2 separate regions of the Homo sapiens genome follow, and region 1 is linked to region 2. The links are chromatin loops, found by intact Hi-C in ENCODE. Cell type or tissue: CD4-positive, alpha-beta T cell. All regions are shown on one strand. Links, peaks and the distances in the headings refer to the core of each region. The heading gives the core; the rest is flanking DNA. Region 1 has its middle 6.5 kb from the start of FLACC1. Region 2 overlaps NIF3L1 (NGG1 interacting factor 3 like 1).

Evidence for each region. A loop is a pair of places that touch in the nucleus more often than their neighbours do. Peaks named below come from ENCODE experiments on the same cell type or tissue, not always from the same donor. Only the 100,000 strongest peaks of a DNase experiment are listed, where the experiment ranks them.
Region 1: a loop joins it to region 2, with 2.4 times the contacts of the local background. A loop is called at or near these places in 8 of 110 quality-filtered maps.

What each region holds. Positions count from the first base shown.
Region 1 is chr2:201,361,188-201,366,573 of GRCh38, reverse strand. It overlaps a transcript of FLACC1 not described here. Among named protein-coding and RNA genes, the nearest start is that of FLACC1, 6.5 kb to the right of the region's middle. RefSeq lists an enhancer at 2,658-2,707. In CD4-positive, alpha-beta T cell, for the core only: CTCF peaks have their summits at 2,199 and 2,400 (motif pointing right); a DNase peak (open chromatin) is centred at 2,443.
Region 2 is chr2:200,899,531-200,904,916 of GRCh38, reverse strand. NIF3L1 (NGG1 interacting factor 3 like 1) reads right to left here. Exons shown (of 7, transcript NM_001369441.2): 7 at 992-1,423. The coding sequence ends at 1,239. Among named protein-coding and RNA genes, the nearest start is that of NIF3L1, 13 kb to the right of the region's middle. In CD4-positive, alpha-beta T cell, for the core only: CTCF peaks have their summits at 3,092 and 3,293; a DNase peak (open chromatin) is centred at 3,276.

The DNA of each region.
Region 1 (5,386 bases), core at 91-5,090, 460 kb before region 2:
CTGTTTTCATTAATTTCAAAGAATTTTTTTATTTCTACCTTAATTCCATTGTTTACCCAAAAGTGATTCAGGAGCAAGTTGTTTATTTTCCATGTACTTATGTGGTTTTGAACAGTCTTCTTGATACTGATTTCTATTTTTATTCCACTGTGGTCTGAGAGTATGGTTGTTATGATTTTGATTTTTTTTTTAAATTTCTTAAAACTTACTTTATGACCAAGCATGTGGTCAATCTTGGAGTCTGTTCTGTGTGCAGATGAGAGGAATGTATATTCTGTGGTTGATGGGTGGAATATTCAGTAGATGTCTATTAGGCCCAATTGGTCAAGTGTTGAAGTTAAGTCTAGAATTTCTTTGTTGTTTTCTGCCTCAGTGATCTCTCTAATGCTGTCAATGTGGTGTTGAAGTCCCCCACTACTATTGTGTGGCTAAGTCTTTTTGTAGGTCTAGAAGTACCTGTTTTATGAATCTGGTTGCTCTATTGTTGGCTGTATATATATTTAGGGTAGTTAAGTCTTCTTGTTGAATTAACTCTTTATCGTTTGTCCTTTTCTTTACTGTTGTTGGTTAAAAGTGTGTTTTATCTGATATATGAATAGCAACCCCTACCCATTTTTTGTTTTCTGTTTGCATGGTAAATCTTTTTCCAACCCTTTACTTTGAGCCTATGGATGTTATTAATGTGTGACAATGGTCAGTCGAAGGTAGCAAATGGATGGCTTTTGTTTTTTTATCCAACTTGCCACCCTGTGCCTTTTAAGTGAGGTGTTTAAACCATTTACATTCAAGGTTAATATTGATATGCAAGGTTTTGATTCTATCATGAGATTGTTAGCTGGTTGTTTTGCAATTTCTGTGGTGTGGTTGCTTTATAGGATCTGTGGGCTATGTTCTTAAAAGTGTGTTTCTGTGATAGCACATATCATTCTATCGTCTCCGTGTTTTGAACTCCTTTAAGAATCTTTTGTACAGCTGATCTGGTGGTAACATATTCCCTTAGCTCTTGCTTATCTAGAAAATATTTTCTTTCTCCTTTGCTTATGAAGCTTAATTTGGAGGGATATGACATTCTTGGCTGGAATTTCTTGTCTTTAAAAATGCCGAAAAAAGACTTCCAATCTCCCCTGGCACGTAAGGTTTCTGCTGAGAAGTCCATTGTTAGCCTGATGCATTATCTTTGTACACAATCCGACCTTTTTCTCTAGCTGCCTTTAAAATGTTTTCTCCTGGGCGCGGTGGCTCACACCTGTAATCCCAGCACTTTGGGAGGCCAAGGTCAGCAGATCACTTGAGGTCAGGAGTTCAAGACCAACCTGACCAACATGGCAAAACCCGGTCTCTACTAAAAATATAAAAATTAGCTGGCCGTGGTGGTATGCACCTGTAGTCGCAGCTACTCAGGAAGCTGAGGCTAAAGAATCGTTTGAGCCCAGGAGGAGGAGGCTGCAGTGAGCCAAGATAATGCCACTGCACTCCAGCCTGAGTGACAGAGTGAGACTCCATCTTGAAAAATATATATATATATATTTTCTTTAGCATTGACCTTGGACAGTCTGGTGGCTATATACCTTGGTGATGCTCATGTTGTATGGTATCTTGCAGGTGTTCTCTGGATTTCTTGTATCTGGATGTCTACCTCTAGCAAGATTAAGGAAACTTTTTTGAATTATTCCCTCAAATATGTTTTCCAGGTTGTTCACTTTTTTCCTTCTCAGGAATGCCAGTAATTCACAGGTTTGGTTGTTTTACATAATCCCATATTTCTCAAAGCCTTTGTTCACCTTTAAAAATTATTTTTTCCTTATTTTTGTGTAACTGAGTTAGCTCAAAAGATCAGTCTTCAAGCTCTGAAATTCTTTCTTCTGCTAGGTCCAGACTATTGATAAAGCTTTCAATTGTATTTTGAAATTCCCTGAGTGAGTTTTTCAACTTCAGAAGCTCTGATTGATTTCTTTATAAGATGTTTATCTCTTGCTTCATTTCCTGGATTGCTTTAGAAGTTTTGTGTTGTTGATTTTTAACCTTGACTTGGATCTCATTGATCTTCCTTGTAATCCATGCTTTGAATTATTTATCCGTTCTTTCTGAGTTTCTATTTTGGCTATAGACCATTGCTGGAGAGCAAGTTTGATCCTTTGGTGGTGTCACTATATTGAGATTTTTCATGGTGCCAGAATTCTCGCACTGATTCCTTCTCATCTGGAGATGCTGGCATTTTAATTTTATAGTATTTTCATATAGGTTAGGATTATTTATTTTTCCTTCTGTCCCTATAATATTATTGGGGTTTTTTTTCTTTCCCTTTCCCTTTTCCCCCCTCTCTAGGGAGTGTGACTATAAAGAATGCTGGGTAGGGTCTTTTGGCTTTGCTTCTATAACCCTATTCACTTCTGTCAGCAGGTTTTATACTGGGCTGTGCAGTTCAACCTACAAACCAGTAGATGGTGCTAATAGGTAAGAGCCTGCTATGGCCAATGTGACTGAGTATATACTTGATCCTTGTTTATGGGGAAAAGCTCTGTTACCTCAGGCAATGAGCTGATTCATGGGGTGCATAGTGGTCTGAGCTCCCTGCTCAGACACAGGGAGGGAGGGGCCAAAATGAGCAGAGCTGGACTAGGCAGGTCCAACTACAGGTCCCCTGATGGCAGGTACAAGTACCAGCACTGAGGGAGAATGCAGTGGGTAGCCACTACCAAGCACCCAGAGATGCTTGGGAAATTTCCTCGACCCCAAGTTCCCTGCAAAGGGATGGGGGCGGCTTAAACTAATCCAGTAGAGTGACTGCTCCAGATGCCTGGAGCTCTATCTAGGCATGGAGCCCCACTGCACCAGGATCTATGCACAGGAAGGGTGAGGTGCTCAGGCTGCTGTTCCAGGCAAGTGAGTGCTCTAAATGCCTAGAGATCTGCCTGAGCATGGAGGAGAGAGGGCCCCCCATACCAAGACCTCTGCGTAGGAGGGTTTGGGTGACTCAGACTGCTGATCGAGGAAAATGGGTGCTCCGAATGCCTGATGATCTGCCTGGTCATGGAGCAGAGAGGGCCTTGCTGCACCATGATCTATGTCTTGGAATGGGGAGGGGCAGCGGCTCAGGCTGCTGAACCAGATGAGCAAGTGCACCTAATGCCTAGAGATCTGCCGGGGTGCAAAATGGAGAGGGCTTTCCCACACCCAGATCTCTGCACAGGAAAGGTAGGGCACTCAGGCTGCTAGTCCATGTGAGCAGGTGCTCCAAATGCCTGGAGATCTGCCTAGAGTTGGAGTGGAGAGGGCACCCTTGCACCACAATCTATACACAGGAAAGGTAGGACAACTCAGGCTGCTGATCCAAGGAAGGGGGTGCTCCAGATACCTGGAGATCTGCCTGGGTGTGGAGCAGAGAGAGCCACGCTGTACCACAATCTATGTCCATGAAGGGTGAGGCAGCTCAGGCTGCTGGTCCAGACAAGCAAGTGCTCCAAATGCCTGGATTTCTGCCTGAGGGTGGAGCAGAGGGCTCTGCTGCACCACAATCTCAGGGGAGCAGGCTGGGTCACCCTGCAATGACATATGCAGACTAGTTCCAGGTTACCAAGCTAGCCCTGGCTGCAAGTCTCATCACACAGGAGAAACTGCAGCTGTAGCAGCTCTCCTCCCACCTCAGGCCTGCAAAGCGGGAGAGCACAATCCCTGCACCTACTACTGAGGCTCTTTGCACAGTTCTGGCTATGGAGACTCCTACCCTAAGCCAGAGCAGGTGCTCCAATTGCTGACCCAAGACTAAAATGCCTGTGTGGCCACACTGCTAGGTCACCAAAGAATGCCTGGATTAAAAATGGCACCCTGCTTTCAGTCCTGAGTCTGGGAAAATGTTTGCAGCTTTTCTCTATGTCTTTTCCTCACAGTGTTTCCAAGCCGCTTCCCCAAGTTAGCTCCAGAGCTTGCGAGAAACAAAGTGCTCTCCCTCAGCCTGGGTTGCCTGGATCCCAAGTGGAAAGGTGAGTCATAGAGGGAGGCTGTCTGCCTCTCCCATGTACTAGGGCTTCACTCATTTTTATCAGCTGCATGCCATCACTGGGGCTGTTTGTCCACATTCTCCTCCCTGGCATCTGGGGTGTCCTTCACAATTCTAGTGGATTCCCATTTTCCTTTTTGGATAAAAACCCACAGAGATGATCTTTACACACTATCTTGCTATTTCCAAGGAGCCAAGGCACACTGAAAGACTCTAATCTGCCATCTTGGAAAAAAAAAAGAAACTGTTTTTTTAAAAAAACTCAGTATCCATTTAGAATTATGACCATCTTGTGAGAAATGAAGCTTGAGACTCTACTTTGATATCAAATTTAGTGCTATTCTCATCATCTTTAATTGTGTTTTCTTTCACAAATGACTACTAGTGGATGTGTTTAAGTCCAAAAAACCTTCTGATGAGGTTTAAGATTTGGGGCTTTAAGCATCCTGTTGACTTCTATTGTTAGTTTCACTATATTAAATTTGAGTTAGGCTAATAGTAAGTTTTATTTTTCTGTTTTTCATTAGTTTTTATGAGTTAAGGGCCAAAATACCACAAAATTTTCAAATGAGCAAATGTTACTGTGCAAATTCAGAAAAGATGCTGAAATACAACTGTTGGCTGGCAGGTCATGGTGCCAGCAATAGCATGAAGTGTTTTGTTCTTTAGTTTAAGAAGTTATGAAGAAAGCACCCCGAAGGTGTTATGAGATGATGAAAAATACAGAAAACCCAAATATATAAAAATCAAAGTATTGTTTCACAAAATTTGATCGTCTTGCCTTCTCAGAAAAATCACTAAGTTGTTCAAAAGCAAGATTTTCACATCACATTCAAACATTATGATAGGCCAGAAAATGCTATGGAGTATTTTAATTTCATATAATTCACTACCACTTCTATGGCTGTTTTTACCATCTCTCAAACAATCTTTAGATCTATCCAGTAATATGAAGAGTTGGTACCAGGCTTCATGTTCCATCTAGATCTACATATATATAAATGTAAGGGTACTCAGGATGCATATTGCACAATGTTCTTCAGCCACCATATGTAGCTCTTGCAAATACCATTCCTGTATGCGAATACCTGTGGAATTGCAAATTAAGGCATTAAAAGAAGCAAAAAATGGGTGCTCAGCACCACTGGAAAATATATTTCATTATGCACAAATCTTGCATTCATGCTATCTGAGAGGTTTTGACAGGTTACCTTTCCTCTTACCTTACTGCTGCTGCCCCAGTCTTTCCTGCACTCCAAAGCAGTGTCTGTGTCTGATCTCAGCAGCAGCATCACCCACAAACCTTTACAGTATTTGGGCACAGTCATCTTTTGTTTTGAAGGTAAAGGGTAAAAGATGTGGTGAAGCATTCCCTGAGACCTGAATGTG
Region 2 (5,386 bases), core at 368-5,367:
ATCCAAAATAGACAAATCCATAGAAATAGGATCCAGGGGATGGGAGGAGGGAATTATTACTTAATGGGGGCTTCCCTCTGTGGTGATGAAAAATGCTTTGGAACTGTAGTGGTAACAGTACCACAACACTGTAAATGTACTAAAAGCTACGGAATTGTATACTTTAAAATGGTGAATTTTGGAAGGGGGGGGCAGGAAAATAAAATGGCGAATTTTATGTTATGTGAATTTTACCACAATAAAAAATAAACAAAAAGAGAAAAAGTTGCTTTACACAAAAGCATGAAGTAAAAATTACATGTGGTATGGTAAAATAGCACAAATCATAAAAGCAATCTAAGAATGCCTAAAATGGAGGGAATATTGCTTTAGCCAGATTACCTGAGAACGCAGTCCTCAGGTGGAGAAAGGTGTATCTGCCCTGCCCAACCAGCAGCAGGCAGGCAGGGGCCTCGCAGCCCAGCGCAGGTGCTGTTTAGAAAGGGGCATCCACATGGATAAAAGGCCCAGATTAAATGGGGCAGGATGATATTTTGAGATATCTGACTTTGTTCTTTCTGCTCTGGAATTTCATTCCCTGGCCCTGCCCCCTGCCTGCGGCAGCCAAGTTCATTGCCAGGAGAGGGAAGTGACAGAGCAGAAATCGGGAACAAAGGACTGTGGAAGAAAAAAAAATTACAGGTAAGTCATCTAAAAAGCAATAAAGTAACAGTAATATGAATAATGATTGTGTATACATATTTTCAAAACAACATCCTGATAAATCTCATTCTGATTCTGAAATTTAGGTGAGAGACTGGAATGTAGGCAGAACTAGGAACAAGGACAAACAGAACTTCTTATCACTGCAAAAAGGCTACTACCTAGAAGTGTTCAAGCCCAAGTTTTTCAAGCATAATGTTAACTAACCAAGGGCAGAGATACCCAAATGGATCCATCCCATCTACAATTAAACTAAGGACAGAATCACTTGAGCTCCTTCCAAAGAATGTTAAGTAAACAGATTTTATTCAATCTTTCCTAGAGTTTATAATGAACATTTGTTATTTAATATGGTAGTTATATTACAGTTTTACCTTACGAGCGATAGAACATTTGGTGAATAAGATTAACAAACCGGAAATGATGATACCCTCGAAGACACTCTCTGGAAGCACACCAGTCCCACTGACTCATGTTACAAATTTAAGTTGGCATCCAGCTGATTTGTAGAATGTGTTATCCTGATGTTTCTGCAATTATACCACCTGAAGAGGGTCCCTGTCAGTCTCTGATAGGATAATATTTATCTTATTCTCCAAGTGAGAATCCAGCATATCTCGAAGGTCAGAAAGAAAGCCTCGTTCAGTGTTGCTGTGTTCACAGAGGATGACATTTATTCCTTGGGAAGCAGCATCCAAAGTATCATGATGGGACATCTCACCTACCAAAAAGGGAAGAGCAAATTCTTAAATGCTAAATATGGAATCTGTGGAATGAGGAAACACAAAAGCAGAAATACCAAGTTTGTAGTCTATATGAAGTGAATGTAATAGAGCAGAACTGTTTTACATATAAATCTAGAAAGTAGTGTACAGTTTTCTTTTATGTCCTCCAACTTAAAAAGAGAGAAAAGTCTGGGCGCGGTGGCTCACGCCTGTAATCCCAGCACTTTGGGAGGCCTAGGCAGGCAGATCACCTGAGCTAAGGAGTGCTAGACTAGCCTGGCCAACATGGTGAAACTTCCATCTCTACTAAAAACACAAAAATTAGCTGGGCGTGGTGGTGCGTGCCTGTAATCCCAGCTACTCAGGAGGCTGAGACAGGTGAATAGCTTCAGTCCAGGGCCTGGAGGTTGCAGTGAGCCGAGACTGCACCACTGCACTTCAGCCTGGGTGACAGAGTAAGACTATCTTGAAAATATAAAAATAAAATCCATCCCACTGAGAATTCCAACTTCTTTTTCCTTAGCAGACCCCAAGGCAATTATCCAATCCAACATATCTGGCCAGAACCAGATCTGTAAACACCCATTCAAAGTGTTTCCACGGTAAAATGAATGATCACTGCCAAGTAAAATGAGGCCTTCAGAAAATTTGCCTCTTATGTAAGTAATAAATACCTCTGGAGGAAATTATATGTATACTGCCCAGCAGACTTATGCTTTGTAAGCACCAGTATTTCTGTCGTCAACTTAGTCTAATATATAAGGATGAAATGAATTTAAGATTACTTCCAGGTTAAAAACAAAGTATTTTTCTTTGACTTAAGCAAAATCCCTAGAAACTCTGGAGGGAATCTCATCTGTTGTGAAAAGATTTGGGGAAAATTCATATTCTGAATTTTTAATTTATATTGTTAATTTTTTTTTAGATGGAGTTTTGCTCTGTCACCCAGGCTGGAGTACAGTAGCACGATCTCAGCTCACTGCAACCTCTGCCTCCTGGGTTCAAGTGATTCTCCTGCCTCAGCCTCTCGAGTAGCTGGAATGACAGGCACCCACCACCATGCCTGGCTAATTTTTGTATTTTTAGTAGAGATGGGGTTTCACCACGTTGGCCAGGCTGGTCTCGAACTGCTGGGCTCAAGTGATCTGCCCGCCTCAGCCTCCCAAAGTGCTGGGATTACAGGCGTGAGCCACCATGTCCAGCCTAATATTCTGAATTTCTTAAAATGCAGTTTGTGAATTTGATGACTTCTAATTTAAGAGCAAAACTGTACTGTGTACAATTAGGTTTGTTCTTTAAAAAGTACAATTTTGAACTGTATTTAGAGACAGAAGGGCATATAAATTTAAGAAAAAAGGGTTCTTGGAAAAAAATGAGTTCTCTTTTAATTTTCCCATAAGAAAACACCTATAAGTAAAAAAATGAGTTTTCTTAATTCCAGAATTTTTTAGTTCCCCACAATCTCCTCCTAATAAGTGTCATCTCATTATAAGGAACAGTTTTTATTCAAGCACCTTTTAAAACATCTTAATCTATAATAGTAGAAGTAAAAAGCAAGAAAAAGACACTAAGATGGCCCAGTTGGAAGCCTTGTTTTAGGAAAGGTAAGTCTGGCTGCCTGTACTGTGACAAATTCATTGGCTGGAGAAGGCATGAAAGGGGGGAAATCAGTGAAGACCCTGCAATAATAGCTGAAGCCAATGGAAAGAAAAGCTTGGCCCAGGATGGCAGCTTGGGAAAGAATAAGCAAATGGAGAATGAAAAGACAAATGGGAGAACTTAATTTACAAGGAGCAGGCTCCCCATCTGCTGGTCTTACGGGGTATTACCCTTAACAACCTAATACAATGAGAACACGGCCTCAGGCTCACAGGAAGCGTGATGAAGTTCAGCAGAGGTCCTTTAGGTGGGGCTTCACATCTCTGAAGTTATACTCAAAAGTGATGCCTCACAGACCAGAGACAGCTAATGCTAGCCGGATAATATATTTTCTATTTCTCCCCACAGCCAGATAGGAAGGACATTTTAACATTTTGGAACTGCTTGAATTTATCTTATGCACGTATCATTATACTTTATCATTGTTTTAAAAAACTAGTTTTTAAAAAAGTATAAGGAAACAGATACCCCAAATTGAGAGAGAAGCACAAAACAAAGAGCCTATACTCTTTAAAAATGTCAATGCTATGGAGACAAAGCTGAGAAACTATTCCAGACTGAAGGAGACTAACAACAACTAAATGCAATGTGAGATCATTGGCTGGATATGGATCAGAAAAAGAAATGCTATAAGCTTTTATCAATTGGGAAAATGTGAATATGGACTGTATATCAAGTAAGTGTTTTAACAATATTAAATTCCCATGTTTGATAATTGTTCCATGGACTTAGAATGTCTTTGTTCTTAGACTATACACTGAAGTATTGAGAGGTAAAGAAATTGTCATGTCTGCAATTGATTACAAAATGGTCCTAGGGGAAATACATCAATATATATATAGAACATATTTTAACTTGTATATATTATGTATCTATACATGCAAACACAAATGTGTATAGACACATATATAATATGCACATAGGGAATGTACAAATATGGCAGAATATAACCATAGTAACCAAGGTGAAGAGCATATAGGAGTTCAGTATACTATTCTTGCAACTTTTGCATAGGTCTGAAATTCCTAAGTAAAATGCTAAAATGAATTTTAAAATAGCCAGACACAATACTGTAAGATATTCATATTGAAATTTCACTTTAATCTGGTAGAAATTTAAGGGCTTACAAAAATCTTTTATCTTCAGAAAATATAAAATAAGTAATAGTCACATACATGTTTTGTTTTTTTAAATCAATTTATTGGTTTAGAGCAATTCCATCAGGCTTGCTCAGATGCTGCTCCTCGGTACTTCAGGATGTGACAATGCTTTGAGTGCAGCAGCCTTTGTAAGAGAGTGTGCTATATAACAAAGTGTGGGTGTGGGAGGCAAGGGAAGCATGGAAGTAGCCAAAGGAATGGCCAGAGGGCTAAGAGCCTAGAGCCTGGTCCTCAAAGTGGGAAAAGTAATTCTTTAACTCATTCTCTCCTAACCCTAAGAAGGAGGAGGTAAACAAAGTGGCAACCCCTTAAAATGCCTCCAAATCCTTTGGAGGTGTAAGGGGCCATGTTTGGCCATATTCCTGAGTAGTAACTACATAAAGTAATTCTTTCAATAAAAATTAGCCAGGACCTATTAGGTAGTATCCTAAATGAGAAAGTATAAGGCCCAGCAGCCAGACAATTACTATCCAACAGAAGTGCACATTGGAGGTCAAGGACAAAGTGATAGGGACCCACAAGAGGCAGGAGCAGGACAGTGTCAGAGAAGGCTTCTCAGAGGGGGTGTTCACTTATCACTAGGAGTACAAGGAAAAGGCATTCTAGCCAGAGAAAACAGCATAAGCAAAGGGTACAGGAAAGGGGATGCAATGTTCAGGCTCCACCAGACAGATGAAGGAAATCACTGAAGTCTTTTTAATCAAGACCATCAAATTTGCACTTTGAAAAGTTAATTTCAGGAGAGTATATGGAAGATACCATTAGAGGGTTGATGCTGTACTTCAAGTAGGAGATGGTGCCTGGATAGAGATAAGGGGGAAGATTCTAGAAAGATTTGGGAGCTTGAATTGATAGGAATTGATGATTGGCTTTAGGCTGAGTAAAAGGAACCATTTCCTAGCTAAGGTGACAGGGTAGAAAGTATCCCACTGATGTGAAATCTGAGAGGTTTGGGACAGTTTAGGAAGAATGTAGGTAAAATAAATGCTGACCATTAACTTTTGAGATAATGTAATAAACTGTTCAATGATTTCATCCCTCCACAAAGAATGCAGTAAGTCCCCAGTTCTGTTGTAGTTTCTGTTTAGTTCAGGTTCAGAAAACATTAATTAGGTATCATCTATGTGCCAGGTACTGTCC